7 separate regions of the Mus musculus genome follow, and regions 1, 2, 4, 5, 6 and 7 are each linked to region 3. The links are chromatin loops, found by intact Hi-C in ENCODE. Cell type or tissue: heart. All regions are shown on one strand. Each heading gives the region's core, and the rest is flanking DNA. Links, peaks and the distances in the headings are about the cores only.

The links. Peaks named below come from ENCODE experiments on the same cell type or tissue, not always from the same donor. Only the 100,000 strongest peaks of a DNase experiment are listed, where the experiment ranks them.
Region 1: a loop joins it to region 3, with 6 times the contacts of the local background. A loop is called at or near these places in 14 of 42 quality-filtered maps.
Region 2: it touches region 3 in a loop (4-fold over the local background); 14 of 42 quality-filtered maps call a loop at or near these places.
Region 4: it touches region 3 in a loop (10-fold over the local background); 18 of 42 quality-filtered maps call a loop at or near these places.
Region 5: a loop joins it to region 3, with 4 times the contacts of the local background. A loop is called at or near these places in 4 of 42 quality-filtered maps.
Region 6: it touches region 3 in a loop (2.2-fold over the local background); 3 of 42 quality-filtered maps call a loop at or near these places.
Region 7: it touches region 3 in a loop (5-fold over the local background); 6 of 42 quality-filtered maps call a loop at or near these places.

Annotation. Positions count from the first base shown.
Region 1 is chr1:105,360,965-105,365,483 of GRCm38, forward strand. It overlaps Gm17634 (predicted gene, 17634), which reads left to right. Exons shown (of 2, transcript NR_151540.1): 2 at 625-773. Among named protein-coding and RNA genes, the nearest start is that of Rnf152, 6.5 kb to the left of the region's middle. In heart, for the core only: a CTCF peak has its summit at 1,969 (motif pointing left); no DNase peak of the experiment used is centred there.
Region 2 is chr1:105,354,691-105,359,209 of GRCm38, forward strand. Rnf152 (ring finger protein 152) reads right to left here and starts at 2,020. Exons shown (of 3, transcript NM_178779.4): 1 at 1,653-2,020; 2 at 351-473. It overlaps Gm17634 (predicted gene, 17634), which reads left to right and starts at 1,317. Exons shown (of 2, transcript NR_151540.1): 1 at 1,317-2,215. In heart, for the core only: a CTCF peak has its summit at 1,876; DNase peaks (open chromatin) are centred at 1,021, 1,421, 1,621 and 2,011; H3K4me3 peaks cover 2,269 bases; H3K27ac peaks cover 1,273 bases; H3K27me3 peaks cover 823 bases.
Region 3 is chr1:105,090,183-105,094,701 of GRCm38, forward strand. No RefSeq gene overlaps it. Among named protein-coding and RNA genes, the nearest start is that of Gm29012, 24 kb to the right of the region's middle. In heart, for the core only: a CTCF peak has its summit at 2,518 (motif pointing right); no DNase peak of the experiment used is centred there; H3K27ac peaks cover 475 bases.
Region 4 is chr1:105,628,352-105,632,870 of GRCm38, forward strand. The region is part of intron 14 of Pign (phosphatidylinositol glycan anchor biosynthesis, class N); the gene reads right to left. Among named protein-coding and RNA genes, the nearest start is that of Pign, 33 kb to the right of the region's middle. In heart, for the core only: a CTCF peak has its summit at 2,381 (motif pointing left); no DNase peak of the experiment used is centred there.
Region 5 is chr1:104,985,735-104,990,253 of GRCm38, forward strand. All of the region lies in intron 11 of Cdh20 (cadherin 20), which reads left to right. Among named protein-coding and RNA genes, the nearest start is that of Gm29012, 130 kb to the right of the region's middle. In heart, for the core only: no CTCF peak of the experiment used is centred there; no DNase peak of the experiment used is centred there.
Region 6 is chr1:105,196,968-105,201,486 of GRCm38, forward strand. No RefSeq gene overlaps it. Among named protein-coding and RNA genes, the nearest start is that of Gm41925, 75 kb to the left of the region's middle. In heart, for the core only: no CTCF peak of the experiment used is centred there; a DNase peak (open chromatin) is centred at 2,504.
Region 7 is chr1:105,443,762-105,448,280 of GRCm38, forward strand. No RefSeq gene overlaps it. Among named protein-coding and RNA genes, the nearest start is that of Gm28403, 12 kb to the left of the region's middle. In heart, for the core only: a CTCF peak has its summit at 2,652; no DNase peak of the experiment used is centred there.

The sequences.
Region 1 (4,519 bases), core at 290-4,289, 270 kb after region 3:
AAATTGCATAGCATGCTGCCTTCCTGATCTTGGTCCTACACTCATCCTTTCCTTCTATAAAAGTTCTTTGTACCTCTGAGTGTCCAAGGTGTGACTCTGAGGTAGCATAGTCCCATCTTCTCAGATGTCAGCCCTTGAAGAATATTGGTTTCCTTCCTGCCAGTATTGTCTCCTGAGTGATGGCTCACCTTTACCCACTGAGCCATCTCATCAGCCAGCCCAATCAATTTAATAAACAAGAAAGCATTCTGCACTTTAAACAAGTGTGTTTTAGAAACTGTCAGTTAAACTACAACCAAGTTGTTTAAAAACATCAATGTGGAAAGCTACATCTGGACAGCTTTCACTGTCAGCACAAAGGCAAAGAGGCATCCACAGCATGTTAGCCTCCTTCCCAATCAGTCTACCGTTCACATCTTTCTAATGTATCACTGGTTACCATAGAGAATACGTGCTCTAGAAAGTATCTAAGATTATTTATTCATAATGAATGTTAAATGGAATGTTCATTTCAAAACTGGTTATTTGGGCCACTATTAAAAGCCAGTTCTAACAGACCTACTATTCTGGCAAAAAGTTCTGAATGAAAGATTCTATCTTTGACTTATTTTCTTATCTCTGTAGACCCAGAGCTATCTAAGGACAATGTTATCTCATCTCAAAAAGAAAAGAAAAGAAAAGAAGAGAAGAGAAGAGAAGAGAAGAGAAGAGAAGAGAAGAGAAGAGAAAGAAAGAAAAGAAGAAGAAAAATAGCAAAGTATTTTGAGTACTTCAAAACATTTTCATGGAAACTACATCTAGGATTGCTTACCAAAGGCAGTTATGGGTTGAATTAAACATCTTTGATTTACACAAAACACAGTCTGACTATAAACAATCTGTATGGTCATTATGGCTTCCTGTCTGGATGTCTAAGTACTCTCGATAGCCCCTTCAGTAGCAGGAATCAGCTGTTTCCCTACTATGTTCATATGGAATGTATAGCTTCTCTCTCATCCCATTGTCTCTCAGTCCCATAATCTGTCAGAGCTTCCTTCTCTGCAGATGCCCCCACTTCTGCTCACCCACGTGGCAACTACTGCTTTCCTAATCTGTCCTTCCCATCGTCAGCCAGGTTGCTGGTGTTCACAATCTCTCGCCTTCATTTGTCCACCAATCCTACTTATGAAAGAACCAAGAGGATCTGTTATTGAACTTGGAGATCATAGCCTGCGCCCCAAGTCAGGTTCCCTGCCACCTGTCCTCATAAGCCAATTAAAAGAGCCAGATTAAAAGAGGAGGGCAGGAAAAGGAGATTTATTCAATGTGGTTCCATTGGGAAGAAAGACAAAGAGATCCAGAAATACCTAGGTGCATGCCAGATACAGCTTCCTGGTCCCGAGTGAGAGCAAAGCTTAACTAGAAGACCAAGGATATGGGCATCTAAGCAGTCCTGATCAAAATGTGGTCCCACCCACCACTGACCCACTTTTGCCAGGGTTTCAGTTTCATCCCCTAGTGCAGTCAGACAAGTTGTTACAGTTGTGTGAAATCTCTTTCCAGGAGAGGAGCTCCACCTCTGGCTGGCGCCTTTTCCTTCTCCCAGCATGAGATTCTTGGGAGGGTTTTCATGTCTTTGGTGCCTGCTGGTTCTGTAGTCTGATAGTCAGATTGGGATACAGAGTGTCCCTTTGGGATGTCTTCACTCCAAGCTGGTTACAGTTCCACTCCATTTTTCAAAACCCCAATTTCAATCTAGTAACTTGGTTAGTCCCAAAAGCTAACTAAATTCCCTGCAGGGCCCTGTCATCTATAGCCTGCACCTTGCCTAAATAGACCTGGCATCCTGTGCCTGCTCCAGGTCCAGAGCTGGCTTTAGCCAACTCCTTCTTATTACCTTCTCTGTCCTTAGCTTTACCTCAATCAAACCCAAGGGAATCAAAATGTCTGCACCAGGTCTAGCTGCACTAGTCAGAGTGCCCTCTAGTGGTGAGGAGGAAAAATGGTACCCATGATCAAGGTCCAGAGGTCAGGCAGGTCACCTCTGGGTGATGCCTACAGGACTCCTTCCACACTTTCTCACTTAATGTATTTCCTCTGCTATTAATGTCTTCCCTTCTCAGCAGGTGGAGAGTGTTGAAAGAGGAGACAGAGTTAAGACTAATAACTTGGTCTTAGCTATCTAAGTTATATAACTAGTGAATAACTAATATTAGTTAATAACAATTAACTTATAAACACTGGGTCTCAGCCCTTTCCCTTTTGTCTCTAGGAATCTTCAACACCATTTGGTGTGTTCACATCTGGTTTTGCTTATTGACTTGGTTTGGTTTGGTTTGGTTTTCTGAGTCAGGGTCTCATGTAGCACAGTGTCTTTTGTCCTGTCCTATTGTGAAAAGGCATCATGACCCAGGCATTTTATCACACATACACACAAACAAAAACAAAAACAAAAAAAAACCACATTTAATTGGAGGCTTGCTTACATTTGCAGAGGCTGAGTCCATGACTATCATGGAGGAAAGCAAGGTGACAGGAAGGCGTGGTGCTGTAGCAGTGGCTAAGAGCTTACATTTTGTTTACAAGCAGGAAGGAGAGGGAGAATAAGACTGGGCCTGTCATGAGCTTTTGAAACCTTGAAGCCCACACTTTGTGTCACAGTTCCTCCAACAAGGCCATACCGCCTAATCCATCCAAACAATTCACTAACTGGCAACCAGACATTCAAGCATATGAACCTATGGGAGCCGTTCTCATTTAAACCCAACAGTACCCAGGCTAGCTTCGAAATCAAAAGAGGAAAACATTCCTTCCATCTCTCAAGTGCTGAAATCGTAGGCATGTACTACCAAGTCTGCCTTTAATTTATTGTTTCTAAGAAGATGAGTAATTTTGTAAGCACAAGGAGACAAGAGAGCAACCCCAGTGAGGCATCCCACCTCAGTGAACCCCAAGGACTCCTCTTCTTCTGGTGAACATGTATTGGATTTGGAAGCAGATTGTGTTGCTCACCATTACCTGCCGCATCTCTGTATTTGCCAGAACCCAAGAGGCAAACGAGCATCCCTGCTTTACAGATGAGGCATCTGATGTTCAAGGATGCAGACAACCTCATTAATGCATTGTGATAGTGCACAGTGAACATGCAGTTGCCCCAACTTAGCAAATACGGAACAGGTCCCTTAGCAATCACACTGAGTGCAAGCAGTGCTCCTTGGTTGGGCTGATGTGCATCTCAGTCTCCTAGAAGCCATCCCTCTTTAGATGAAGGGTGACAGGTGACCACACTGTGGCTCCTTCTACCAAAGGGCTCCAAGATTTCTCATGAATTGACTGTCCCTTATCCATGCTCTCGGTGTTTCTTGGATTTATTGAGACAGGGTTTCTCTGTGTAGCACTGGCTATCTTGGAATTCACTCTGTACCCTAGGCTGGCTCGGCATGCCTCTCTTTACCAAGTGCTGGGATTAAAAGCAAGGACCACCACCACCACCTGGCCTCTTAGTGTTTCTTTCTCCCTGTCATTATGCAGCTTCCTAACTTCTATTGAGAGCTGAGCAAGACCCAACAAAGATAAGATAGTTGCAAGATTTTCAAGAACATTTCCAGGTCTGCCTGTCTTGAGTTTTTCTAACCAGATTAATTTTGTCTGCCTTGTAATGCTCTTTTTCTTTCGTCTGTCCTTACTGTGTGGTGCTTCACACTGTAGCTAGAAGCTTGTACCTCTACAGCATGGGAAGACCCCTAAAGACTGGAACTACATTACTCATCTCATCACCTACACACACTCCATGGCTTCATGCAGAATACAGTGCCATTGATCGGCATGCAGACTAAACTTATGTGTACAGAAAATGCCCCCATGGGAGATTTCTATTTGCCCTTCCAGGGTTACACTGCCTACAGCCCTAGGCAGAGGACTGTCTCTGAAAAGCTTCTTCTCAAATCTGTTACAACTCAGTTACAGCAGGTCAGCCAGAGTAGGATTTTGAGTTACTTCCAAATCCATTTACAATGAAAGGCTAGAGAAGGGAAAGAGTACGGGTATGGACAGAGTTGTGACTAACATGAGAATCCTCACTCTGGGCTTCATAGGGATATGCAGGGGTCCCAGTACCAATTCTTTTCCTACTCCTCTTTTATTACATTTATTTATTGAAGTATGGATCATGCGTACATGACAACATATGTGTGGAAGCCAAAGGACAACTTAGAGCAGTTGATTTTCTCCGGACATGTGGGACTCAGGATTGAACTCGAGTCACTAGGCTTAGTTACCCACTGAGACATCCTACCTGCCAACAGTATTCAATTCCCAACAAGGAATCCTTACTCTGCCTTTTGTGTTGGTTAGTGTATCTCAAAACTATGTGGATATGGGCATACTTAGAGACATAGACTAAATCGAATGAAATCATGGGATGAGTCCTGAATCAGACTGAATGATATTCACATGAGACAAGGAATACTGGACACAAATAATTAAGGAGAAAACATACTGTGGAGACATTGGGAGTGTACAGACCTCCGCAAGCCAATGA
Region 2 (4,519 bases), core at 171-4,170, 260 kb after region 3:
ACTTTACACAAAACACTGTCTTATCCAAACCCATATTTATGTACAACTGTCTGTGTACTGACAGCATCAAAATTCACACCATCCAGTGGAACTAATACAGGTCCAATATAAGTGGCTCCCAGTGACCTCTCCAAAAGGAAAGGATGAAGTCATTTGCAATGTTGGTGGAACAAGACATTCGAGTGAAGTCCCAAAGGTAGGACAGACTTTTTTTGCTTGCTTGGGTGGCCCCTACTCCCTCACAAATACAAATGCTGTGAAAGCAGAAACACCCAGGCAGCCCTGTGTCAGCGCTGTGGGCCCAAATGACCCAGAGACACCCAGGCAGTTACCCAGATCATTGGGGTTACCTGAATCTGTCACGCGTCCCTTTCACCCCCTTCTGCGTGTTGACATCAAGTGGAAACAGTAAGCGTTTGGGAGACAAGAGGCTGACAAGCAGGAAGCGCGATTGAGACCCAGCTTTGTTCAGCCTGCAGTGAAATACATGCAGTAATAGTTAGATACTCCCAGCACAGACAGAAATCCAAGCACCCTCCGAGACCACTGGAACACGAGTAGGCGTCCCGAGAGGATGAGAATGGGGGGTAGAAGACTGGTAAAACAGGGAAGGGTCATTAAGGCTCTCCTGGATAAATAATCACCTCCTGGCTCCTCTGCAGTCTACGCCCCCCCTGCCGCGCCCCCAAGTTATCCCGCGGTAAAGCGGCTACCATCAACCGTAATGCCTCAGAAATATAGGAGTCAGGATGGAGAATACCATCATCTTTTTAAGGCAAAATGCTAGCAAAATACACGAGTTAAGCCCACACAGCTAGCAATGCGGGGCATGTAGTCGCCTGCCCAGACAAACACACACACACACACACACACACACACACACACACAATCAGGGATGCATCTGAGAGTATCCTTTCGTTGCCTGGCCACCACCTCAAGTCACTGTCTCTGTTTTGTCAATTACCCTACTGTTTCCAAATCTATGCAGCACTCCCCCACCACACCCCCACGGTAGGCGGGATCCCAAACCAACACTGTGGAGAAGCTCCCCACAAGTCCTGCCGGCTTTGTCCTGCTGCTGTCCTTCCAGAAGCAAGCGCCCCAGGCCCGTGGGTCCGCACAAAAGACCCCCAGAATCTGGCCCTCCATTCGGCCCCCTTTTCCAATAATGGCTTGGGGGCAACTTCTAGCTAGGAATCGGGAGTAGGAAGGCAGGACAGGACTGGAGGGGACGACCCAGGGCTTGAGAATGCTGGGGGGGGGGGGGGGGCACGGCAGGGATGTGCGCGCACCTCAAGGGCGCGTGCGGCGCGTGCATGAGGCGAGCTCCCGGGACCAGAGCTCCAGGGGGCATCCCAGGACTCCGAGGAACCAGAGTCAGCTGCCATGACCCCATCGCGCTCCCAACTCAAAGCAAAGCCCGAGGAAAACCCAACTCCCGGGACCACCTCCTCGAGAGACGCCTCTCCAGCTCCGCACTCCTTTAACCAAACAAACCACCCCAATCATAGTCCAGGAAGAACCTCCAGTTATATCTCAGGCTACCGTTGCCCTTTCCCGCTTTCTCCTAGGCACAGCCTTCCACGCGAGTCCCCTCTGCACCCGGGACCTGGGAGCACACTGAACAGGAAAACAAACCGAAACTCACTGACCTCTCTCAGCAGCAGGCTCGGCTCTGTTACGCCGCCGGCGGCTGCAGCAACGTCGGAAGCATCCCGGGGGTCCGCACTGCCCGCTGCGCTCTGCTAGACGAGCGCTGAGGGCCGGCTGCTGCCTGCTCCTCCCGCCGCAGGTTGCGGGGCAGCGCGGGCAGAGTGGCGGCAGCGCCTCCCGCAGCCCAGCCCTGCTCGTCTCTCCTTTGGCTTCAGGCGGCGCCCTCCACCTGCCCGGCTGTCCTCCGCCTCCACGATCGGACACCCGCCGCCAGGCACCGGACACTGAGCGGAAGCTTTTGGTGTCACCCCCAGAGACCCAAGCACTGAAGGGAGCGGGAGGCTGAGTGAGCTCTGCTCCGCGGACCGCCCCTCCCCGGCGGCTCCACCCCCTCCCGCACTCCACCCGGCAGCTTGGCCGGCACGTCCGACTGTCTGTCTGTCGGTCGGTCCCCAGTGGCCAACCTCTTGGTGTGGGTGGGGAAGCAGGGACGCGCCCTCTACCCACCGTAGACCAGCGAGCACCTGGACCGAGCACGGAAGGAGGACCTGAACGGTATCAGGTGTGACCTAGAGGCCGAGCACCACAGGCTAGAACGACTGGGACTGGCCAAGGTGGTGACCCAGCTGCGGCTCTGGACTCAAGACCACAGGGGAGAGGGAGGAGTCTAGGCTATTGCCTTTCCCCTGGGTTCTTTTTGGCTGCCCCTGAAAGTTCACTAACCCAACAAGGGCAGGAACCTGTCAGCATGGAACGGGATATGCTCCCAAAGAGCCCCACAGGGACACCTCACACCTCAACCTCCTGTGTAAAGGAAGCTCACAGGAGAGGTGAACAGGAAGGAGCCTAGAGGGTCTACTAAGTTTACCCTATTGCCCACCTTAAAACCCAACTTCAGGCTCAGAGGTAAAGTGCTTGCTTGCCTAGGGTGCATGAATCTGGATTTATCCTCTGTACTCCTAAACAGAAACAAAGCCCTTACCTTTGGGATATGCTTTTAATGTCATGTAACCCCAGGAGAATCTAAAGATAAGGTCTCTTCCTGCTTTTTCACTTAACATATAGTGGAGAAAAGGGGAGATAGGTGTCCCCTGCTGGTCTGGGGCACCATGCCTGAGTTCTGGGGCCTTTTGGGATCCATTCTATTAAGAAACTGAAAACTGACCTGAGTTATGTCTCCTCATCTCTGTGGTTCAGCTAAAGGAGCTCTGTTAATGCACAGAGCAAATGGCTTCTTCTAGACTTCAGGTACTGGGCTCCCTTCATGGGTCCTATGTTCCTTCTTACACAGCAGTGGTTCTCAACCTTCCTAATACCGTGACCCTTTAACACAGTTGCTCATGTTATGGTGACCCCCCCAGCCATAAAATTGTTTTTGTTGCTAACTTCATATAGCAACATTAGCTACTGTTACAAATCAGAATGCAACTATCTGTGTTTTCCAATGGTCTTTTGTGACCCCTGAAGGGGTTGTGACCCACAGGTTGAGAACTGCTGTTGTTCCAGAAGTCCTGAGACCCATGATGGCTCTGTATGAGCTAATGAATCCGTGTTGGCAGCTGGTCCTACTTGCTTTGTCCCACGTGTACAACTTGTGAATTGGTGTTCCAATCAGGCTATTAACACATCGGGAGGCGGGGGCGCGGGGGGGGGGGCGGGGGGGGGACCTGCATCCGGGAGACCCACAAAGCTTGCAGTCTCTGGATCCCAGTAGGAGCTCTGCTTCCTCCAGTCACCAGGCAGACTCTTGCTCCATTGTTCCCTTATCACCTCTACAGCACCCACAGAGGCTCTGCATGCATGTCTTAGGAACCTAAGGTTACTTTGCAAGAATATCTTTAACTTCACCATCAATGTGGGGGTGGGATTAGCCCAGTGGAGGTTGTACAGACCTCCTGCAGAGGCAGAAGGATCTCTGTAAGTTCGAGGCCAGCTTGATCTACAGAGCAAGTTCTAGACAATCAGGGCTACATAGAAAAACCCTGTCTCAAAAAAATAATTTTTTTTAATAAAAAAATTAAAAAGGCCTTTTGGAGGCAGAGTCTCATACATGTAGCCTAGGCTAAGCTGGAATTTATCAGGCAGCACAGACCATTCTGGTACTCCTCCTGCCTCATTTTCCTAAGAACTGGAATTCCTAGTTTTTAGTTATATTTTATTTAGGGAGAGGGGTGCACACCGGTGACAGTATAGGTATGGAGGACAGGTTGCACTTTCAAGACTCCGTTCTCCCCTTCCCCATGAGACTGCACTCAGATCATCAATCTAGGATCAGGCAATCTAGGACAGGCATCTTATTCACTGAGCCATGTTGTGGACTCTGGAAAAAAATAATAATGAGAAACTAGGCAAGGTATTAACAACTCAGATGTTGGTCAGGGACTTGAAATAAAGAAGGTGATTCATAACACCCCAACATTTTACCAGCAGAGCTTAGCCCAGAAATATTATTATGCATGAGTGCCTCTCAAGATTGCTTTTAGGAAAGCAATTTCAGGATTCAGTAATTATTCTAAAATGTTTCAAACTGCCCCCCCCCAGTTGCTTTCTAGACAATTCTTTGAAGTGAGAAATGCAAGAATTCAGCATGTAGAAGGTTAACACCTCCAACTCTATTCATTTCCACTGGCTGGGATTTTAATTCACAGAGCATCATGGGTGTTCTGCCTTCTGTCCAGTCTTGTAAAGCTGTCACACAGAGAAGGTTAATTAACTGGGGCAGGCTGCAATGGGGCAGTTCCTAAGACACACTGGAGGTCAGAATCTGGACAGGTAGCTACGGTCTAAGTCAGGGCAAGAACCGGCAGAACGTGTTGTAACAAATTCATCTGTGGGGCACCCAGGAGCAGAGCAGCTAGGACCAGTC
Region 3 (4,519 bases), core at 143-4,142:
TACACACACACACACACACACATATATATATGTATATATATATTGAGGGCGTGGAGGTCATGGCCTGTGTGTAGAGGTCAGGGACAATTGCATTAATTGGTTCTCTCATTCCACAATGTGGGTTCCAGGGGTCCAGCCCAAATTGTCATGTTTTCTGGAAGCATTTTTTTTTACCTGTAGAGTTGTCCCACCAACCCAGTCAGGGGAATATTCCAATCAGCCACCCATTTGTCCCTCTTTCTCTGAGACAAATAATATAGGAGATGACAAATGTAAAGGCTTGGCCCTCAGGAAGGGAAATGATAAATACATATTTAAACTCTTAAAATTTTTCCTTTTATCATATTGTTAACACATTAAAAAATATTTTTTAAGTTTTAGTTGACATTCACAAATTGTACACGGCACATGATGGTTTGATCATGGTAACCTGGAAGCATATTATTGCTTAGGGTGGGGAACATACAACGTCCTTTCTTAGATATTTTGGAATATATAATTAATTGTCATCAGCCATGCTTATTATTGCACTCAAAACATTGGAGGCTCTTTCTCCAACGCAGTTGCAGCTCTGCACATGGTAACCACCATCTCTGCTTCTCCTCTCCCCAACCCCCTTCCTAGATTATGGCAATGCTGATTCTATACCCTGTTTCTGTGAGAGCAAAAGTTCAGCTCTTGCATGCAACTGAGAAGATGCAGTATTTGCTTTCCTGTATGTAATCTATTCTGTGTAACATCGTGTTCTCCAGATTCATACATGTTTGTGGAAGATTTATCCTTTTATAACAGCTGACAAATACATTGTTGTATATTGTAATACATTGTATTTTTTTATATAAAGGTGTTGACAAATTAAGCAGTTTATTCAGCAAAGAAAAAATTATAAATTCTGATGCTTCTAGGAAACAGAACAGCTTCACAGTGCTCCATTCCCCATGATGGGCAAGTAGAATTTTAGAGAGAGGACATGACATAAGGAAATGATTTTTTCCATCTCTGTGCCTGCCATATTTGGGTGTGGTCTGATGAGCTGGAGCTTGTGACCAGCTGAGAATTAGATCCTGTTATTGGCTAAAACTCAGCCAGTTACACACACACACACACACACGTGTACACACACACACGTGTACACACACACACGTGTACACACACACGCACACATATACACAAATTATTTAATGGAGCACTAAGTAATTATAATTTTACAGGCATTCAGAGAATTTTGAGTAGTCAAGTATAAATCATTATGTCTCATTTTCTTTTCTAGATCAAAGGTGTTGCTTAAGACACCAGCAGCGGCTGCTGTCTGTCTGCAAACTCTGTCTGTCCACCTGGACAGTGGACACTGAACATCTTCTGGTTCTGAAATGGCAGGATTTGTGAAGTGTGTGTTGCTCACATAAACTCTGCTTAGTTTGCCAAAGCTTTCTCTTTCAAAATGTGATAGATGTTCACACTGTGACAAGATTCAGAAACTTGAACCTGGGAGACCCACTTGCTGACGGGTCCTCAGAGAGAGAGCGCATGCACCAGAAAAGCTGGGTTTGAATTCTGACTCTGCCACTCAGCCTGGATGAGTAGCCACCCCTCTGCTTTACAGTCTTCATCTGTAAAAGATGCCCATAAGGTATAAGGTTATGTTACTAGTAAAATGAATATTAAAACTGGATCTAGCACATGGTGAAAACATACTACATACACAATGCCAGTCTAGGCAACTGTGGTATAATTCTGAGATAATCAGACTTCTGTTTCACTGACAAAATGCCTGAGCATATACTTACAGGAGGAAATATTTATTTGGCTCACATTTTCAAAGTTTCCATCCATTTGGCAGAGAGAGAGTTGGGAGAGGAAACTAGCTCACACTGTCATGGCCAGGAAGGGGTGGTATAAACAGCAGAGGAGGATAGAGAACCCAGTCTATGTCTACACTCACAGGCTTTCTTCCCCTGCCACTATCCCTCCTTTTTCTCCAAAGGGGCCTAAGTTCAGAATAAATATTTTTGGAACTTTTAGATTTCCCACTTGAACCTTTCTGGGCGCTCTCTAATAATTCTCAGACTGTATTAGCCATATTCAAAGGGGGTCTTCTGCCCTTGGTTAATGTTCATTAGAAACATCATGACAGACTCACCCAGAGATGTATTTTACTCACCTCCTGGGTATTTGTTACTCTAATCAGGTCTCAATCAAGGCAGAGTCAGTGCTGGGCTAGGCATTAAAATATCTGCATACCCGACAGGGCTCTTGTCCTCAGTGCTTACCAGAGCTAGGATTAGCACTCTCCAGTTCACTGAATACAGATCAGAGGGAATCCCGCTCTGAGCCCATGCTGTTTGGCTTCCCCAGTGCCTATCAGGCCACCCCATCTGGATTTCAGCTATCCCTATTTTAGTATTTGAAGTCGCACTGTATTCCCAGTTTTTTGCATACTCCACTGTCTGACTCGCTTTGTCTCTTTCCCCACGTGAAGATGGCCCTGGGAATGAGATCTTCCATCACAGAAACACAAGAGGGCAGTAGTGGCTCTTAGGCTTGACCATGGTGGGGCTCTGGAAAAGAAGGGAAGTAGACATGGTAGAGGCTGAGCAAGGAAGGAATGGAGAGAACGAAGACAAAGAAGGAAGAAAAAATAAATATCATGAAAAGAACCAAGAACTAACCTTAATTACTTCCCCTTTGTCTTTGTTCCCTCCCCTTCAGGATAGTGTAGAAATTAAGAAATTAATTCCCCAAAGTGCCTTGTTGGGGAAAGGAATTCAGTATCCAGCCAGAGAGAGGAGGAAGGTCTTTAGAGACTGAAGCTTTGCCTGGGAGGCTGAGACACCAAGTACCCTAAGTGATCTAGAAAGAGGCCTCCCTTTCTCAGGCCACGTAGGGGCCAAACTAGCTTCTGCTGTGCTCAGGTCTTCCTTTTACTTGGAACTAGGATGTGCCCCTCTCCTGCTTGAAGCAGTCTTTACCTACCCTAGCTTGAAGTTTCTTCTCTCAGCCAACTGCCCTGAGTTTGCACTGCCAAATGGCACACCCTGCCCAGCCCTAAGCAAGCCAACAGTCCATTTTCCTTCCATAAGATTTACAACCAGGAACTAGATTACAGGGTAACAAAAATAAGCAGAGAGCAATTATCAAGATAAGGGTGCTTTTTTACAGCCTAGTAGCTGACTTACAGCTTCTATTTTCTTTTCCAAACTGGATTGACTTAATGTTCTCTCTCTCTCTCTCTCTCTCTCTCTCTCTCTCTCTCTCTCCCTCCCTCCCTCCCTCCCTCCCTCCCTCCCTCCCTCCCTCCCTCCCCCCAGAGCAAGGGTAACCAAATGTGCAAGGTTGCCAAGGCCTAAGGGATTTCTGTGCTACAACTGAGACAATACTTGTGCTACTGAACTTGGATTCTGAGACCCCCTCAAAAGTCACATTTACCCAGCAGTCCTTGAAAAAGCAATTAAAACCACAAAACCAGCAGCAGAAAGCAGTAAAAGGAGATGAACTCAATGTGACCACACTGGGACTAGGGGCAAAGAGATCCATTGACTCCTTCAGTCTATTTTTAGGGTCCTCAAGTTAAATTAGGATTTGGATAGAGGTCTGGGGATGCACACATCTAAGCAGTCCGGGTCAAGGTGTGACTCTGCCCACCACTGACTCACTATGATCTCTGTTTAGCCTCACTCTGTAAGGTGGTCTGACTTGTTACAACGGTATGAGATCTCTTTTATAAGAGACAAGAGGTCTCTTTCCCCACTACTGAGATCCACTGCTTCAGTAATCTGATAGTTAAATTGAGGAACACACGAGTCTCTTTAGAACATCTGCTGTTCTACCAAGCCACTTATTCTAGAACTAGAAGTAAAACTTGGTGACTCAGCACTGAAGTTAGACATGCCTCCTCCTCACCTCCCAGTCTGAGACTACGGAAAGCTGTCAGGCAGGGAGGCTCTGAAGGTGAGATTTGGAACTCATGCAGGTGCCTGTTTTGTGTCCAGTGGGCAAGAACATCATGGAGAACATTACTAAAGTAGGAGATGCCAATCTCAGATTCCTGCTTCCTCACATGGAGAAAGAAGAGAGCTAGGACTGGGTCCTGCCCGAGGATTCAAATGGTCTTTTTCTAGAAGATGTTTGTAAGCCAAGATAAAGGAAAAGAGAATTCTTCTCTTTCTGAAACAAAGAGAATTCTTTCCCCTTCTGGGTGTGGGACGCCCAGCATGGCAGCTCGCTAATGGCTGCCTAGAGATGCAATAGCTCTGAAGCTGTTAAGTACAGAATCTCCTCCTTTTCCTCCAGGGGCTTGGGTTCCAGAGTACAGGTGTTCCTAGACCATCTATTTAAGCCCACCTGAGCATCTGAGTTGTCCCAACAGTGCTTACAGATATCTTCATGGTTAGAATCCAGAAGACACTGGGAACATTTTCTCTGAAATGGACCGAGTGCCACCCAGCCAGCAAAGCAGTGAGTAGGAGTTAGTATGTGGGCCTTGGTTGGCACCTCTACCTTCCTCTTTGCACCTCACTCA
Region 4 (4,519 bases), core at 282-4,281, 540 kb after region 3:
TTTAATTATGCAAATTTGCTGAAGGGCATTTTTTTGCCAGATACACAAAAATTGCATTCAAAGAAACACAACTCTGGGCTGGAGAGATGGCTCAGCGGTTTAAGTGCACTGACTGCTCTTCTGAAGTTCCTGAGTTCAAATCCCAGCAACCACATGGTGGCTCACAACCATCTGTAATGGAATCCAATGCCCTCTTCTGGTGTGCCTGAAGACAGCAACAGTGTACTCACATACATAAAATAAATAAACCTTTAAAAAAAAAAAAAAAAAAAGACCTGTTATGATAGTATGCAACACTATCCTCTTGTGCCAAAACTCAGGAGCTCGAAAGGCAAGGCCAGGCCAGGCCAGGCCTTTCTCTTATCTATTTCCCCTGCTGCATACCAAGAAGAAACTAACAACCTTTCCACATAGTCATCTTAAAGGAAAATTTCTTTACTGACTACATCTTTTAATGAAAACATCATTTTAAAAGAATCAATGATTGTCAAAGCTAGCCTGGTCTACATAGTAAGTTTTAAGACAGGGCTACAAAGCAAGACCCCGTCTCAAAAGAGACCATCATCAACAAAAGAACATATAATAACATGTTATGCTTATGAGAAGACAGAAATGGGTATTCTAAACAGTCCACATAGTCCCCTAAAAGTGTTACTATCCTTTTTTATTTCATAACTATTGAAACACTGTAAAGTAAAGTGCATTTTAGAATTATCATCAATGTTGTTCATTCTTCAGGGTGAACGAGTATTTGGAGGGCAAGGAGTTTTACATGTTATTCAAAATTTTATTACAAAAAATTTTCACTTAGCCATGGTCTAATATTTTATAACAGCCATTTATTCCTTTCTAGAATATCTAGCTAGACAGAGGGAAAAGTGTTGGAGATTAGTTTTAATGCTTTGATTCAACTAGAAATCTACATTTCCAAACACTTATAGTCCTTGTCCCTAATTGGTTTTTAATCGATCAATAAAAATGCTAAAAAGGAGATGGGGAGGGACCCTTAGATTTGCAAGGGTTAGGATGCAGGAGGGAGGAGAAGCAAAATTGCCATGACTTGGGGAAGAGAGATGGATAAGACTTCGAGCTGCAGAGGGAAGATCATCTGAAGTGTAGGAGCAAAGGGAAAGCAGCCTCCAGAAGGGCTGCCCAGAAGCATGTTGGCCAGCAAAGACCAGCGGGCTTCACAGATGGTAATAGGGCAGCAAAGTTAAAGGTAGACTTAGAAGATGTTGAGCTTGGAGTACCTGAGGGAAAAGTATGGTAGCCGAGGGAGGATTAGAACTGCCAAGCCTTAGAGTAGGCAAGGCATTTCAAAAATAAGCTAATATGTGTATGTCTTTTGTTTGTGGATCCAAAGAGCTGGGTGGGTTGCTGGAAGTGTGACCTGCTGGGAGCATAAAGTGGAGTAGCAAAACTCACCACTACAGGATAGCATCTCATGAAACTAAAAGCAGAAACAAGGGCAAGAGTTATTTGTGGGCCAAGTTTCTTTCTTTAACATGACCAATGGTGCAGAATCACGCAGTCACTCATGTCTGTAAGAATGAATCATTTCCCAAGCACATATGTAACTTATGAAAGCTGTTTTTAATTTTTTTATTATATGTGAGTTGTAGCTGTCTTCAGACACTCCAGAAGAGGGAGTCAGATCTCATTACGGATGGCTGTGAGCCACCATGTGGTTGCTGGGATTTGAACTCAGGACCTTCAGAAGAGCAGTCGGGTGCTCTTACCCACTAAGCCATCTCACCAGCCCGAAAGCTGTTTTTAAAAACTGACGTCAGTTTAATGAAAAGATTGTGTGCCTTGTAAATGATCAGGAAATCAAATTGGTGACACAAAGAAAGGCTCCTCTCCAACCCAGTGTATGCATGTGATCTAAGTGAGGGCACTTCCATCTGTGTACTTCCATATGCTTTCAAGGAAACAAATATATGAAAAGGAAGTGATTAAGTTAAGAGGAAAATATATTGGGTTGTCTAAATAAAAATTTACATTTTAAGTACTTACTTCTTACATAATAAGTTTCAAAGAGAAGAGATATTCTAACTGATTGTTCTCCTGTGTCAGGTGCATAGCTCCTGCCTGCTTCTACTGCCCCAATAGCATCTTAAGAGAACCCTAAGTCTTCTTTCTTATTGCATGGCATTATTTTTTCTTCAAATTTTGTTTTGACTATTTTAGCTATGTGTGCCAGGCTGACCTTGGACTAGTAACAAGCTTCCCATTCGTTCTCTTAGCTGGATCACAGACCTGCACCACCATGCCTAGAAAAACTGAGCACTTTGGAAATACAATGTCTTTCCTCCTTTCAGGGCAGTGAGTTGAGCATTTCAAATTTCTTTTAATCATGTAGTGCCACCTGCTGGTTATGTCTTAGCATACCAACAGCATTTACAACAGCATTTACAGCATTTAGCCTTTGGTTTATTTCTATTTGTCAAAAGGAATATTTTGTAACTTTTATTCTTTTTTTTCAGACGTATTTGAAACGAAACAGGAAACTAGTTATTTAGGATAAAACAGAATATACAATTACAATAAGAACTAAGGCCGGGCGTGGTGGCACACGCCTTTAATCCCAGCACTTGGGAGGCAGAGGCAGGCGAATTTCTGAGTTCAAGGCCAGCCTGGTCTACAAAGTGAGTTCCAGGACAGCCAGGGCTATAAAGAGAAACCCTGTCTCAAAAACAAAAACAAAAACAAAAACAAAACAAAAAAAAAACAACAACAAAAAAAGGAACTAATGGGACTCTTAAAAAACACACACACACAGGACAACATCAGCAATCTTATTTTTCCTATTTTAAAAACCTCTGCTATTCCATTATCTCAGAAATTATTTCTGTTCATCAATTCTTCATAGATTATGAGATGCTCAGGTGAAAAGATGAATTCACTTCCAAGAAAAACATACTGGTGAACAATTTCTCCGGGCAAAAAGAGAATACAAAGGAAAGATATCCTCAGCCAATGGTTTGGACAAGAGACTGGGTCATTTCACTAAAAGACACATCACCACAACTTTCCCTCATCCTTTCTGTTTATGTGCCAACATTTCTTTTATTCAGCTTATAAGACAATACTGACATTCTATGTATACAAAAGTCACTAAAAAGAAGCAGATGATATGGATGTAAAATATTTATTGGATTTAATAACTAAAAAATAAAAGCATCTATTGCATTCAGATACTAGTGATCTTCTGGGGGAGGGGAGTGCGGAGGCAGGAGATATACTGAACACTAAATGCCAGACTAATACATATAGTCACTGCTCTCAAATACCTTCTTCAAAATACCTCAAGGCAAGAAAAAAGTTTTAAGGCATAAAAAATAAAGATTATTTTAAATTGTAATTTATTTTATGTCACACATAACTTCTCAAATAACAGAAAAATAATTTTCAATTTAATATTACTCCTGATTCCTGTATCTTCTAATTTCATATAATTAAATACTAAGCTAATAAATTTTTACTACAATGCTAGCTAATATCCTCATGACACTATTAACTAATAAGCATGCATATTTCTTGCTCTTTGTCTGCAGTCACAGAATTACTGCATGCACACTTTTAAGATTAGTTACATAATGTTCCAAAGTCCTATGTTTACTGTTTTCACTCAGCTTACAAACATCCTCATATAGGTGCCGATGCACTCACCACACTTTCCTCCTTACCTGCCATTAACTGGCTCATGATAAACAACGTGATTCTTATCTAACCTACCTCCTATTGATAAATACAATAATAATTTCTCTGCATATTATCTCAGAATACACTGTCAAAAGTAAACCATTCGGTACAGTTTGAGTATATGTAGTACAAAACCACACTACAAAGTAGTTAAGAGTACAAGAAACTATGGAGACAGTCTGTCTGGTTTCAGATTAGAATTAGGGTTAGAAATCTAAGAAGTCATTTTGTTGTGCCTCATTTTAATGGGAAAATAATAGGAACTGCTTCATAGAGTAAGGGAATAACCTATTTTAATATATGTAAAATCACAAAATATTTAAAAACTAGTAAATAAATGCTCAACAAATATGAAGTCAATATTTTCATAACAACCACCTATGCATTCTCTTTTGATGAATTTTTAGGCATAATTTTCCATTTTATTAAGGTGATATTTTTTCCCATTGCTGTATAAAAAGTTTTGTTTATTGAGGAAGGAAGGTGGCATAGAGGTGAGGCACAGAGGTCAATCTAGGATGCCTTCTTTTGTCTTTTTTTCTTTGAGACAAGGTCTCTCACTGGAAGAACTCTGAAAAATACCTGGTTAGCACATCCCTGTCTGCAACTCCACAATGCTGAGAGTACAATATAAACCACCACAACCAGCTTTTTTTTCGTTTTTCTAACATAGGCTTTGGAAATCTAACTCAGAGCCTCAGACTTAGACACTAAGCACTCAATTGCCTAAACTATTTCCCTAACCTGATATATAAGGTTCTCATAAATTATAATGCTTGTTACATAGTTTATGTTTTCTCCAAATCTGAGAATA
Region 5 (4,519 bases), core at 244-4,243, 100 kb before region 3:
CCACAGGCTTCTAACTAGACACTCAGAAGCAACACCTAAGTCACCTCTGGAAACCCAGAAAACATCTACGTGAGCATCTCACCTCCACGCTGCTACTGAGTTAAACCTGTTCCACATTCATCTTCCTTAGAGAAAAGCAGATGCAAGAGACAACACTATTATTCTATATATGTGAAACCTCACAGCATCTGTGTCGATACACTGCAACTCCAGCATTAACAGGATGAGGCAGGAGGACTACCTCAAGCTTGAGGCCATCCTGGCCTACAGAACAAGTTCTAGACCAGTCTAGAAACCCTTGGCTGCATGATGAGACCACATCTCAATAAATAAATAAATAATAAGAGAGAAGACAAAATTTCAGTAACTTTCTACAGGGAAGAATATAAAGCACTAGGAATTTAAATTATAATCCTCATGCTCCCTTGATCTCTAGTTAACCTAAACACCAAGTGACTGAGCGCCACACCAGATAAAGAAATCCATTGCTGAAAATATCAGCATTGCACTGACTTTCTAAATAGGCATTCGGAATACACTTCTCAAAATACATTTTAAAACATGATGTAAGCTTTCATTGTATTTTGAGTGTTCTGTCTTACGTTACAATTAAGGAATATAAATAACCTTCCAGGCTACCTATACCAAGTAAAATCCACCTGCAATTCCTAAAGTGTCCATAAGGTGGCAATAGGAGACCTTGGGTGCAGAACAAGGAAAGCTGTTTTTCTCATCTGCTCTGCTTTGGGGAGAAATTTCTAGGTTGGCTATCCTTACCTCTATCTTTGAAGAATGCTGTAAGATTTATCGTGGAATCACGATGAGCCATCTCACAAAGAGCCATCACTACAGAGAGACTGATTTAAAGAGATAACTTAGTTTGTAAACCAAGACCTTTATTTAAAAAAAAAAAAAACAAAAACAAAAACAAAAACAAAAACAAAAACTCACAGAATAAGAAGTTCCCAGAAGCTGAGGTGTCCCAGGTGTGTCACACATGCCCACTTACTTCTAAGAGCGCACAACCCAGATCACACAATTCTAACATTTATGCTGCAGTTGACTTGTACACACACACACAAAGGTGGGCAATTAGACATGTTCATCTGGGCAATATTTACTGTGGTGGGGGTGGGTTCATGTACCCAGCTCCTAGAAAACCTTGTGGCTTGTCCACAGAACCTAGAGAACATTCAGAGCAAGCCTTCCCAGCACTGATGCTTTTTTCTCAGAACCTGGACTTTCTTCACCTGAACCTATAATCCCAAAACCTGATTTTTAAAGCATAACTTAATGCTCATTATTTATAACATTGTATCTAAAAAATAAGACAGGTATCAATCTTTCATTTTCAAGAGATGACTAGTTCTATGCACTTCCTAATCCCACACACCCATCAGTTTTCTCTCCAGCACACATGCAGGGACTTGGATGGGTTGCGGGTGGTGTAGTTCATTAAAAATAGAATTTTTTGCATATAATACATTTTGACTATATTTCCCCTCCCATCTACTCCTCTCAGTTCTTCCCCCAACTCCCATCTCATCCAGATCCACTTTTTCTGTCTCACAGTAGAAAATGAGCTTTAGGAAATAATAATAAAATATAATAAGATAAAAAATTGGAATACAATAAAACAAACAAGAGGAACAGAACCCAAGAAAAGGCAGGAAAAAAACAGATATATACATAAAGACAGGCCTATTCCCACACCCAGATTACCCATTAAAAACACAAAATGGAAGCCATAATTTAAACTCAAGTGGTCAGGAGGTAATATCAGACAAATAGACAGACAGAAAGACAGACAGACAGATGTTCACACAGAGAGACAAAATAGAAAATAAAATTTAAAAGAGAATATTTTTTCAAAAAGGAAAACGCCTTGACATGACCTTGTAAGACAAAGAACCTTCATAGATGCTGTTAAGTTCGTTTTCTCTTGGCCGTGTCCTGCTGGGCATGTGACCTACGCATGAGAATAGATTGTTTCCCCAGGGAGACTGCCTTGCAGAAAATAAAATTTTCATTTGTCATTGGTTAACAGTTGCAGATTGCTTCTGGGTTGGAGATGGAGGCTTATATCCACTTCTTTCAGCATTAGGACTCTTAACTAATGGGTGGGATCCCATGCAGGCCCTGTGCGTGCGTGCGTGCGTGCGTGCGTGCGTGCGTGCGTGCGTGCGTGCGTGCGTCCTCCCTCTGTCTCTGTGAGTGCATATGAACTTTGGTAGTATTGATTTAGACGGGCTTGTTTTCTTGATGTCCTCCATCCCCTGTGGCTCTTACACTTTCTGCCTACTCTTCTTCCAAGTTCCTCCAGGCCTGTGAAGAGGAATTTGGTAAATCCCATTTAGAGCTAAGTATTCCAAGGTCTCTCACTCTCTGCATATTGCCTGACAATGGGTCTCTGTATTGGTTCACATCTGCTGCAGGAAGCAGCTTCACTAATGATGGCTGAGGCAAGGCACTGACCTATGAGTAGAGCAGAACATCTTTAGGATATGTTTTACTGCTACGTTCTTTTAATAGAACAGTAGCGTTTGGTTTTACCGTAGGTCACTGGGTTATCTATCTAGTCTCCGGTTCTTAGTCACTTAGTCACTGTTAGGTTTGGGCTCCCTCTCATGGAGTAGGTCTTAGGTTACATAAGATATTGGAGGATTATTTCTACAAGTTTTGTGCCACCATTGCACTAGCATATCTAGCAGGAAGGACATAAATTGTAGAGTGAAGAGTTGGTGTTTACTTTTTTCCTTTGGTATCACACAGAGCACCTTCTATACAAATGGCATTTAGCACATAAGGGCAGAGGCTCTGTGTAGCCACTAAGATCTGTGAAGAAATTATGTTGGAATTTTGATGGTGATTGTACGGAATCTATAGATTGCTTTTGGTCAGATGGCCATTTTTACTATATTAACTCTATCCGTGAGCACAGGAGATCTTTCCATCTTCTGCTGTCTTCTTCAGTTTCTTTCTTCAGTAACTTAATATATTTATCATACAAGTCTTTTACTTGTTTGGTTACAGTTACCCAGAAAATATTTTATATTACATAAGCCTTCTGTGAAATGTGCAGTTTCTTTGATTTCTTTCTCAGTCCGTTTGTCATCTATGTATAGAAAGGCTACGAATTTTTGTGAGTTAATTTTATATCCAGCTACATTGCTGAAAGGGCTTCTCAGCTGTAGAAGTTTCGTGGTGGAATTCTTAGGTGTGTGTGTGTGTGTGTGTGTGTGTGTGTAAAATCATATCGTTTGCAAACAAAGATACTGTGACTTCTTCCATTCTAATTTATATACTCGTAATCTCTTTCAGTTATCTTATTGCTCAAGTTAAGACTATCTTGAGTAGGTATGTAGAAACAGAACACTTTTGTGTTGTCCCTGATTTTAGTGGAATTGCTTTGAGTTTCTTTCCATTTATTTTTATGTGGGCTATGAGAGAGCTGCAAATCACCTTTATTATAAAGTATGACTCTTGTATCCCTAATCAGTCCAGGACTTTTTATCATGAAGGGGTGTTGATCTTTGTCAGAGGCCTTTTCTAAATCTAATGAGATGGTCATATCGCTTTCGTCTTTCAGGTTTGTACATATGGTGCATACCATTGATTTACGCGTATGCTGAACCACCCCTGAAAGCCAGCTCAGCTGTGGTGGATGATCATTTTGATATGTGTTTGGACTCAGTTTGCAAGTATTTTACTGAGAAGTTTTGCATCTATGTTCATAAGAGAAATTGATCTGTAATTCTTTGGTCTTTATGTGGTTTGAGGTCAGGGTAACTATGGCCTTGTAAAACTAATTAGGTATCGTTTCTTCTGTGTCCATTTTGTGCAATAATTTGAGGAGTATTGACCTTAGCTCTTTTTGGAAAGTCTTGTAGAATTTTACACTAAAATCACCTGGCTTTGGGCTTTTTGTAGTTTGTAGGTTTTTAGATATTATTTTTATTTCAATAATGGTTACAGTTCTGTTTAAACTTCTTATCAGATCTTGGTTTAACTTTGGTACGTGGTACAAGTCAAGAAAATTATGGCCGGGTGTGGTGGCATACACCTTTAATCCCAACACTTGAAAGGCAGAGGCAGGCAAATTTCTGAGTTCGAGGCCAGCATGGTCTACAAAGTGAGCTCCAGGTCAGCCAGGTCTGCACAGAGAAACCCTGTCTCGAAAAAGAAAAACAAAAACAAACAAAAAATTATGTTTCTTTAAAATTTTCCAATTTGTTCAAGTACAGGTTTTTTAGGTCCATTGCTGTAGTTCTCTGCATTGCTTTTAGTGTCTGTTTTATGTCTCTCATTTCATCTCTAATTTTATTAATTTAGCTCTTTTCTGAGTCCTTCAGTTAGTTTAGATAGGGATTTGTCCATCAGGGCTTCTGGAAGAGCAGTCCATGCTCTTAACTGCTGAGCCATCTCTCCAGGCCAAGGAATTTATTTTCTGATTCAATTTATTTGGTGTTCTGTATCCTTCTTTAACCTTAGAGAAATTTTCTTCTGTGACTTTTTTTTA
Region 6 (4,519 bases), core at 351-4,350, 110 kb after region 3:
CATTTACTCTGAGGTACTGTCTGTCTTTGCCACTGAGATGTGTTTCCTATTTGCAGCAAAATGCTGGGTCCTGTTTATGTATACAGTCTGTTAGTCTACATCTTTTTTATTGGGAATCGAGTCCACTGATGTTGAGATATTAAGGAAAAGTGATTTTTACTTCCTGTTATTTTTGTTGTGAGAGGTGAAATTGTTTATGCGGTATTTTCTTTTGGGTTTGTTGAAAGATTACTTTCTTGCTTTTTCCAGGTAGTAGATTTCCTCTTTGTGTTGGTGTTTTTAGTCAATTATCCTTTGTATAGCTAGATTTGTTGAAAGATATTGTGTAAATTTGGTTTTGTCATGGAATATCTTGATTTCTCTGTCTATGGCAATTGAGAGTTTTGCAAGGTATAGTAGCCTGAACTGGCATTTGTGTTCTCTTAGGGTCTGTATGACATCTGCCCAAGAACTTCTAGCTTTTATATTCTCTGGTGAGAAGTCTGGTATAATTCTGATACATCTGCCTTTATATGTTACTTGACCTTTTTCCCTTACTGCTTGTAATATTCTTTCTTTGTTTAGTGCATTTTGGTGTTCTAATTATTATGTGACGGGAAGCATTTCTTTTCTGGTCCAATCTATTTGGAGTTCTGTAGGCTTCTTGTATGTTTACAGACATCTCTTTCTTTAGGTTAGGGAAGTTTTTCTCTCTAATTTTGTTGAAGATATTTACTGGCCCTTTAATTTGGGAATCTTCACTCTCTTCTATATCTATTATCCTTAGGTTTGGTCTTCTCATTGTGTCCTGGATTTCCTGGATGTTTTGGCTTAGGAGCCTTTTGCATTTTGCATTTTCTTTGACTGCTCTGTCAATGTTTTCTATGGTATCTTCTGCCCCAGAGATTTTCTCTCCTATCTATTGTATTCTGTTGGTGATGCTTGCATCCATGGCTGTCTTTTTTAGGTTTTCTAACTCCAGGATTGCCTCCTTATATGATTTCTTCATTGTTTCTATTTCCATGTTTAGATCTTGTACAGTTTTGTTCATTTCTTTCACCTGTTTGATTGTGTTATCCTGTAAATCTTTAAAGGATTTTTGTGTTTCCTCTTTTAGACCTTCTACCTATTTACCTGTGTTCTCCTGTGTTTCTTTAAGAGAGTTATTTATGCCTTTCTTAAAGTCTCTATCATCATCATGAGAAGTGATTTAAGATCTGAATCTTGCTTTTCCAGTGTGATGGTGTATTCAGGACCATTGCTATGGTAGGAGAATTGGATGCTGGTGATGCCAAGTAACCTTGGTTTCTGTTGATTATATTTTTACATTTACCTCCCACCACCTGGTTATCTCTAGTGCCACATGTCCTCGCTATGATTCCGGTTTGTCAGAGCTCAAATTCTCTGTGTCTTGAAGTTCTGGGGTTCTGGGACCCTGAGATTCTGGATGTGTCAGAGCTCCTGGGAGTCAAGCTGCCTTTGGGATCCTGAGATCCTGTTGTGACCAAACTCCTGGGATCCTTGGTTCCTGTGATCCCTTGATCCTGGGTGTGTTAGAGTGCCTGGGAATGGAACTTCCACTGGGACTTGTGGGACTGGCTGTGGAGTTGGTGCCCAAGGTCTGCCTATCATATTTCATATTAGTCACTCTGTTCATTTATAATGATATAAATCAAACTTTAATAGGTATAAAATGTTTTAGAAAACAGAATTCAGAAGTGCTTTTTTTCCTAGTTCCTGTTAATGAATGCATATGACCATTGTGAATGTTGGAATGTTTGACCTCACCATGGCCATTTTGGAAAGAAAATTTTGAGGGAGTGTGGTTAATAGGTTACTGACCTTTGATAGCAATCAGTAGTTTCCATGTGAATCCAGATCTTTCTCATGAGAGTATATAAAGAAAGGAGTAATAATGATGCCTCTCCTCAGTCTATCATGTGTTTCCCTTGAGATGCTATTCATCATGGTGGTATATAGCCAAGAGAGGACTCATCAGAGCCCGTACCATGTTGTGAAGTTTCCACCTCTAAACCTGTGAGCTGGAACACATCAACCTCTTTTCTTCATTAAAGTACCCAGCCTTGCATATTTTATTATTGCAACAGAATATGCACCAGTATATCAGGGAATATCTTCTTGTCAAAGAAAACACAGGGATCTACTCGTTCTACCTGGAGATATTAATGCTTTGGCCTTCTAGGAAGATTATTACATGGTCTTTAGCCAGCACAAAGGCACAGCCTTTGCAAAATCCCAACCATAAGCAGCCATGTCTTCTAGAGAGTAGGACACTGATTCCTTTGTCAGAGTAATAATTTTCTAGCACTAGTGTGAAAATCTTAGAATCAGAGAAATGCCAGATTTGACACAAGGGAAGGCAAGAGCTGTCTGGATCCTCTTGGACTATTTGGCTCTGATTCCTGGTGTCACAGTCACTGTGGTTGGGAGGTCTAGTACAAGGGCATTCGCTAGCCAAGGGAGAACAATAGCAGGCAGGTTGTAAGTTGGAACTCATAACAAGAGGAAGCAGGAGAGCACTGAGGACCCTCCCTTTGAATGAGTGACTCACAGCTGACTGTTGCACCAGTGCCAAGATTTGTAGAAGGTCAGGGGAAGGAAATGTGGTCATTGTCGTGCAGTAGGCAAACGCTAGTGTTTATATAAAGAGTTCTCTGATTGTATATTTCATTAACCAATGGTTCTTGGCTCATGTGGAAATTTGAGTAGTATTTAAAATAGCAACAATTCTCCCAGTAGATAAAGCAGAGGATAGTACATTTTTACAAGAAATTAAGAGGTCAAAAGGACAATTTTGGAATATTCTGTACAAGTTAATTCTTTGGGGTGGGGTGTTTACAATAGTTGGTTTAGTTTCTTGGTAATTAGCCACATAGAAATCACTCTTGAGGATGATATTCCACAGCAGAATCCAGCATAGAAGTCTTGTGAAGACCTCATTAATTGTTCAAGTTTGAGTTTTCTTGAACCCTGTTAAGTCACTATCTTCCTTGGCAATAGAATCCTAAGTCCTAGAGTTCTCAGAAACTAACAAGACAGCTGTGGAGACAGTGCACATGGTGAGTAACTTGCCATGAAGACCTAAATTCTATCCCCAGAATCCAGGTAAAAGTGAAACAAAATAAACAAACAAAAATTATCTGTCTAAGGTGATATGCACTTGTAATCCTAGGGCTGCAGAGGCTCTGACCTACATACACAGATGAATTCTAAAGTTCACTGGCCAGCCAGCCTATCCTAGTTAGTGAGCTCTGACCAATGAAAGCCTTCATCTAAAAATAAGATGAAGGGCTCCAGAGGAATGAAACACAGGTTGCCGGATAGTGTACACACACACACACACACACACACACACACACACATGCATACACACACACATGCACATAAACATACACACATGCATACACACATGCAAAAAACAGCAAGAAGAATGTGAATTTCTGGTCCATCTGATATGCTTTGTGCTTTCTGGACATGCCTGGGTAGCACTGTTATGGACTCAGGGGCTACAAGCTAAAATAATAATGAAAAGACCACCATGACAGTCCTGAAGTAAGCGCCTACAGGATCAAAAGGTCCCTCCTGATTAAATACCAACTAAGATACCAGGCCGTCATAAGGTATCACCCAGTATGACAACTTTTGAGCCACAAGCACCAATGGGATGAATCAGCAGATAAAGGCTACGTACTGTCAAGTCTGATAACCTGAGTTTGACACCTGATAATCAATTCCCTCTAAGTGTCCTTTAAATTACACACACACACACACACACACACACACACACACACACACTTCAAATATATGTAATTTTAAATAAAAAAAAAAGACTTGGCCAAGACAAAATTTACTGTCCAAGTACATGGGACATGGGCCACAAACCAACCATTTATGGCCTTTCCTATGAAATCAGATTACTATACTTGTGTCCTCATTGTGGATAGAGGACAGTAGAGAGTTGTAAAGCAGTAGGGTTTGTTTTATCATGGTCCCTGTGGGGCAGAGTAAAAAAGCTTTCACCCCTCCAGGCTAACAAACCAGAGGAAAGAGCAAAGACCAGGAACAGACTTCTGTGGATTGTCAATCATGATGTAAGGTAGCACAGCAGGATCCAGCTGTTGAGTCCTCAGAACAACTCCTTCAAGGGCACAAATTCAGAGATGCCCAGGAATCACTGAAGACAGATAATCATACTCCTCTTCTAGGATGGGTAAAATAGATGCACTTTTGACAAATTACTTAAAAGCAATTATCAGGGGCTAGAGAGATGGCTCAGTGAGTAAGAGCACTGACTGCTCTTCTGAAGGTCCTGAGTTCAAATCCCAGCAACCACATGTTGACTTACAACCACCCATAATGAGATCTGACACCTGCTTCTGGTGCATCTGAAGTCAGCTACTGTGTACTTATGTATAATAATAAACAAATCTTTGGGCCAGAGCAAGCTGGGTTGGCCGGAGGGAGCAGAAGTCCTAAACATTCAATCCCCAGCAAGCACATGAAGGCTCACAACCATCTG
Region 7 (4,519 bases), core at 351-4,350, 350 kb after region 3:
CAGTCACACCCCAGTCAACTGTGATGGCATTCAAGCCATCTTATCAGAATATGGCCCACTGGGAGCTTAAACAACAAAGGTAGTTTCTCAAAGTTCTGGATCCTGACGTGCAAGATCACAGTGCTTTTAGTGGTCATACCTTCCAGTGAGGCCTATCTTCCTTACTTTTAGAAGGCTGATCAAAGTCAGGCTGTTTTCTCACCTTAAAAACTGTTCCTCTGTGCCTTCTGGGGTGGGGGTTGAGGGATGGAGGTTCCATCCACATCATCTGATTTCATCTTAACTAGCTCCCTCCAGCCCTACCCCCAAAACATAGCACATTGGGAGTTAGTGCTTCAATATGAATTTAAATAATTCAGTCCTTAGCACCTACTAAATCAGAAGCACTGGGGAGGGGCCCAGGTTTAATTGAGCCTTAGCAAGTCCTGTGGGTAATTCTGCTAGACACTCACATTTGAGAATCAGTGACCAGAAAATGAAGAGCTTGCTCTTTCCGATCGCTGCACTCTTCAAGATTTGTGTATATGTTCACCTAAGGGCACTCCTTTCGCCAGGGGTATTTGAACTTTAAAAGTGGGCCCATAACATCTGCCAAAATGATCAACTGTGTTGGCCTCTTTGTTAGCAAGGGTGAGTGTTTTCATTAAGGACCCCTTGGAAGTACCAAAGTAATCACACATAGTGAGAGGGAGCTGAGCCAAATCGTTTAATGGAGCTCAGAAGGGTTTTCCTGGTGGGATAGCTACCATTAGAGGGATGACCTGCAGCATCTGCATATTAAATGCGGCCATTTTGTCCCTGACCTAGCTCTGGTGGGAGATTTAAGTTTGAAGGAAAAGAAAGTCCAAAATCAGAGACAGGGGTCTGTTGCTCCAAAACAGGGGTGGTGTCTTTCGAAGCAGCTTGCCTTAAAGACATTGATTCCACCTACAGCCACAGAAGCTAAGATGCAGCCCCTTCCAAACAAAGTACAAGACAAAGCAAGGGACAAAAACAAGAAGGTAAATGAGAAATGTTCTAGAAAGCAAGCACGTGACAATGGCCCTTGTGAGTATGTCCAGCATCTCCTCCCCACCAGCTTGACTCTCTCAGGCCTAGGGCTGATACTGAGAAAGAGTCAGCTGAAGGGAGAATGGAAACCAAGACAAGATTCCCGTTAGCCCGCACCAATTTGAGGACAAGAAAGGGAAGCCGAGGCACAACACATGGATATTTGAGATGTGGTTTTTTTTTTTTTCCTAAACAAAAAGTTTTTAAATTGTGAATTGAAATTTTGTCATATTATTTTTGCTTCTATGTAAATAATCATACTTAGTGTAGCTCTCACGCTGAAGCAAAGTTTCCTTTTTGGACAGAGACCATTACAGAAATCTGCAACTGATGAAAATGAAGTTGAGAGACCACAAGGGGGCTGAACCCCTATTGATACATTTACAAAAGAGGGTAGATCAAGGAAGAGAAGGAAGAAAGATTTTAAGAGCCAGGGAACTCAGAAGTCTGCTTTGAGGTTGTTTCCCACAAATAACAGGGAAGCTAAATGCTTAAACAAGCCTCCAGTAATGACAACACCGGTCATTATATATATATATTCCCCAACAGAACCTCTAAAATCCATATAATGTTACTTGCATGTATGTTTTCAGAGTTTCCAAACAACCAATTGGCGTGCTCTCTCATGGGAAAGCCCTTGTTTCTCCCTCTCCCAGCTTCCCTCAGTTTTGGGCAATTCTTTGTATAGGGTTGAGGCCTCTAGGGCTTTTCCTTGTGCAGTGTGGCATGTTTGCTGGTCTTCTCCTTGTTCAGCTCATATTTGGACAGTCATATTTGTGAGATGTTATAGGTGTAGCCTCTGATGTTACTAAGAGACAGTCTCACAGAGTCTCTGACCCTCTACTTCTTACAATCACTACCACCACCATTTCCGTAACGTTCCCTGGGTGCTTTATATTGGAGAGTGTTTTGTAGATGTATTCACTAGGACTGGGCTCTACAACTCTGCATTTTGGTTGGTTGTGCATTTGTGTGTTGGTCTCTCTTCGTGGCAAAGATAAGTTTCCTTAACAATGGGTGAAGACTGCCCTCATCTGTGGGTATAAGTGCAACAAACTGTCGTTAGGGATTATGTCAGTTGAACTGTTTGCTTTGTTTTGGTTTTGAAACAGTCTCACATAGCTGAGGCTGCCCTCCAACTCACTATGTAGCCAAGGGTGATCTTGAATTTCTGCTCCCCTGCCTCTGCCTCCCAAGTACTGAGATTACAGATATGCACCTCCACCTGGATTCTATGGTACATTGATAGGTACATACAACTTTAGAACTATCATATCATGGAAGTAAGTAGTCCTTGCCCACTGAAGTTTCTTTCTCTTTTTAATGACTTTTTTTGCTATAAGATTCACTCTATATGTTCACATAGCTATCCCAGGTACTTTTGTTTAGAGTTTTCATGGTATTTTTAACACTTTGTTTATTTTTAGAGAATTTCATGGATGTATACAATGTATTTTGATCACATTTACCCTCTACTCTACCCACCTTCAACTTTATCAGCTTCCCCCACGTCACACTTTCAAAATTTTGTTCATAATTCACTGAATGCTATTAATGCTATATTCATGTGTACAGTAGAGCCACCTACTGAAGCACAGACAAACTACAAGGGCATACCACCAAAGAAAACTCATTCTTCCTTCCTCCCACAACACCCATAACTGACAGTTCTCAGCTAGGAGTGAGGGAGGGTTCCATATATCCCTTGCCAGTCACTGAACCATGTTTTCACACTTGCATTCCCCTATGTCCCTTGAAAGTAATCTGTAATTGGAGAAATACAAATTAAAAATACTCTGAAATTTCATCTTACACCAATAAAACAAATGACAGCTCATGCTGACAAGGATGTGGGAAACAGGAACGACATTCATTTATTGTTGGTGAGAGTGCAGACTTGAACAACCACTATGGAAATCAGTGTGGCAATTCCTTAGGAAGCTTGGAACAGATGTACCTCAAGATCCAACTATACCACTCTTGGGCACATACCCAAAGTACGTCACATCCTACTACAGAGCCACGTGGTCAAACCGTGTTCACTCCTGTTCTATTTATAATTGCCAGAAATTGGAAACAGGCTAGATATTGGTCAACGGATGAATGAACAAAGAAATGTGCTATATTTACACAATGGGATATTACTTAGCTCTTAAATAAATGAAATCATGAGTTCACAGATAAATGGATGAAAATAGAAAAACTCATTCTGAGTGAGATAACCCAGATCCAAAAAGACAAGATATGTATTCACTTACATGTGGAAGTTAGCGTTAAGTCTTTGATAGGCAGTCTATAATAAATATCACCACTGGGGTCACTTACAGGGTAAGGGACTATAGGGAAGACAGGATTGCCCCAGGAAGGAGAAATAGAACAGATAGCTATGGATTGGGGGGGGGGGGGTTTGAAATGGGAGGGTCAAATAGGAGAGAGGAAGAAAGTGGCAGGTGAAGGAAGGAATACAAGAAGGGACAGCTAAAACTAAGGGTCATTTGAGGGGTCTAATGCTTACATATATGAAAGAAATCTAAACAGAATCATCAAATAATGAGAGACAAAGCCCCAACTAAACATCTCTCAGCACCAAATATAACCTCCAGTACCGGTTTTTAGTTATCTCTAATTGAATTTTTGGCCACACACCTCAGTGGAAACCCCAAACAACCCACATTACTGCTAAGGCCATTGTTTGGTCTCTAGAAATTTATCAACGTAAACTACTGAAGACAACATCTAAGTAACTCATTGAACACAGAGAAGTCAAGTTGGTGCCTACCTAAACCCTTGACCCCTACTGACTAGTGTTAATGGAACAGGAAGAAAGGTACTCTGCATGCTACAAAAGGAAAACGATAAGCACCAATCCAGCTCCAAATACTTCAGTCTACCATTGTAACCTGTCCGCAAGATGCACAGTCACGGCCATAATAATGTTCAAATCTTGTGGGAGTTACCAACCAAGATTGGATTGATTAAAGGCCTCTACATCATGACATGGATCCCATTTCTAACACTGCAGGACCCTGAGTCCCACAGTGATTCCTCAGGAATCTTGGAAAAAAAAAAAATGAAAACTACTGTTCTGCTACTCCTGACAGCACTCTGCTATTCTCATCATCAGAGAAGCTTTTTCCTGCAGTACATGGAAACAAATACAGAGACACACGGCTAGACAATGTGCAGAGAGTGAGCGACCTTGAAACACTCAGTCCTAAGTGGATGTCTCTGTCAAATTCCTTCCACTAGGGCTCAGGGGACTCTGTAGAAGACAGGTCAAAGGACTGTAAAAGCCAGTGGAGACAGAAGACACAAAGGAGATGAGGCCTTCAAGGCACAACAGGACTGACACACCATGAACTCCCTCAGAGACTGGTAGCATGCACACAGCCTGCTTGCTTAAAGATCTCACACCCTCTGCACATTGTACAGTTGTGGATCTCTGTAATTTTGTTTTTCCAATTACAGG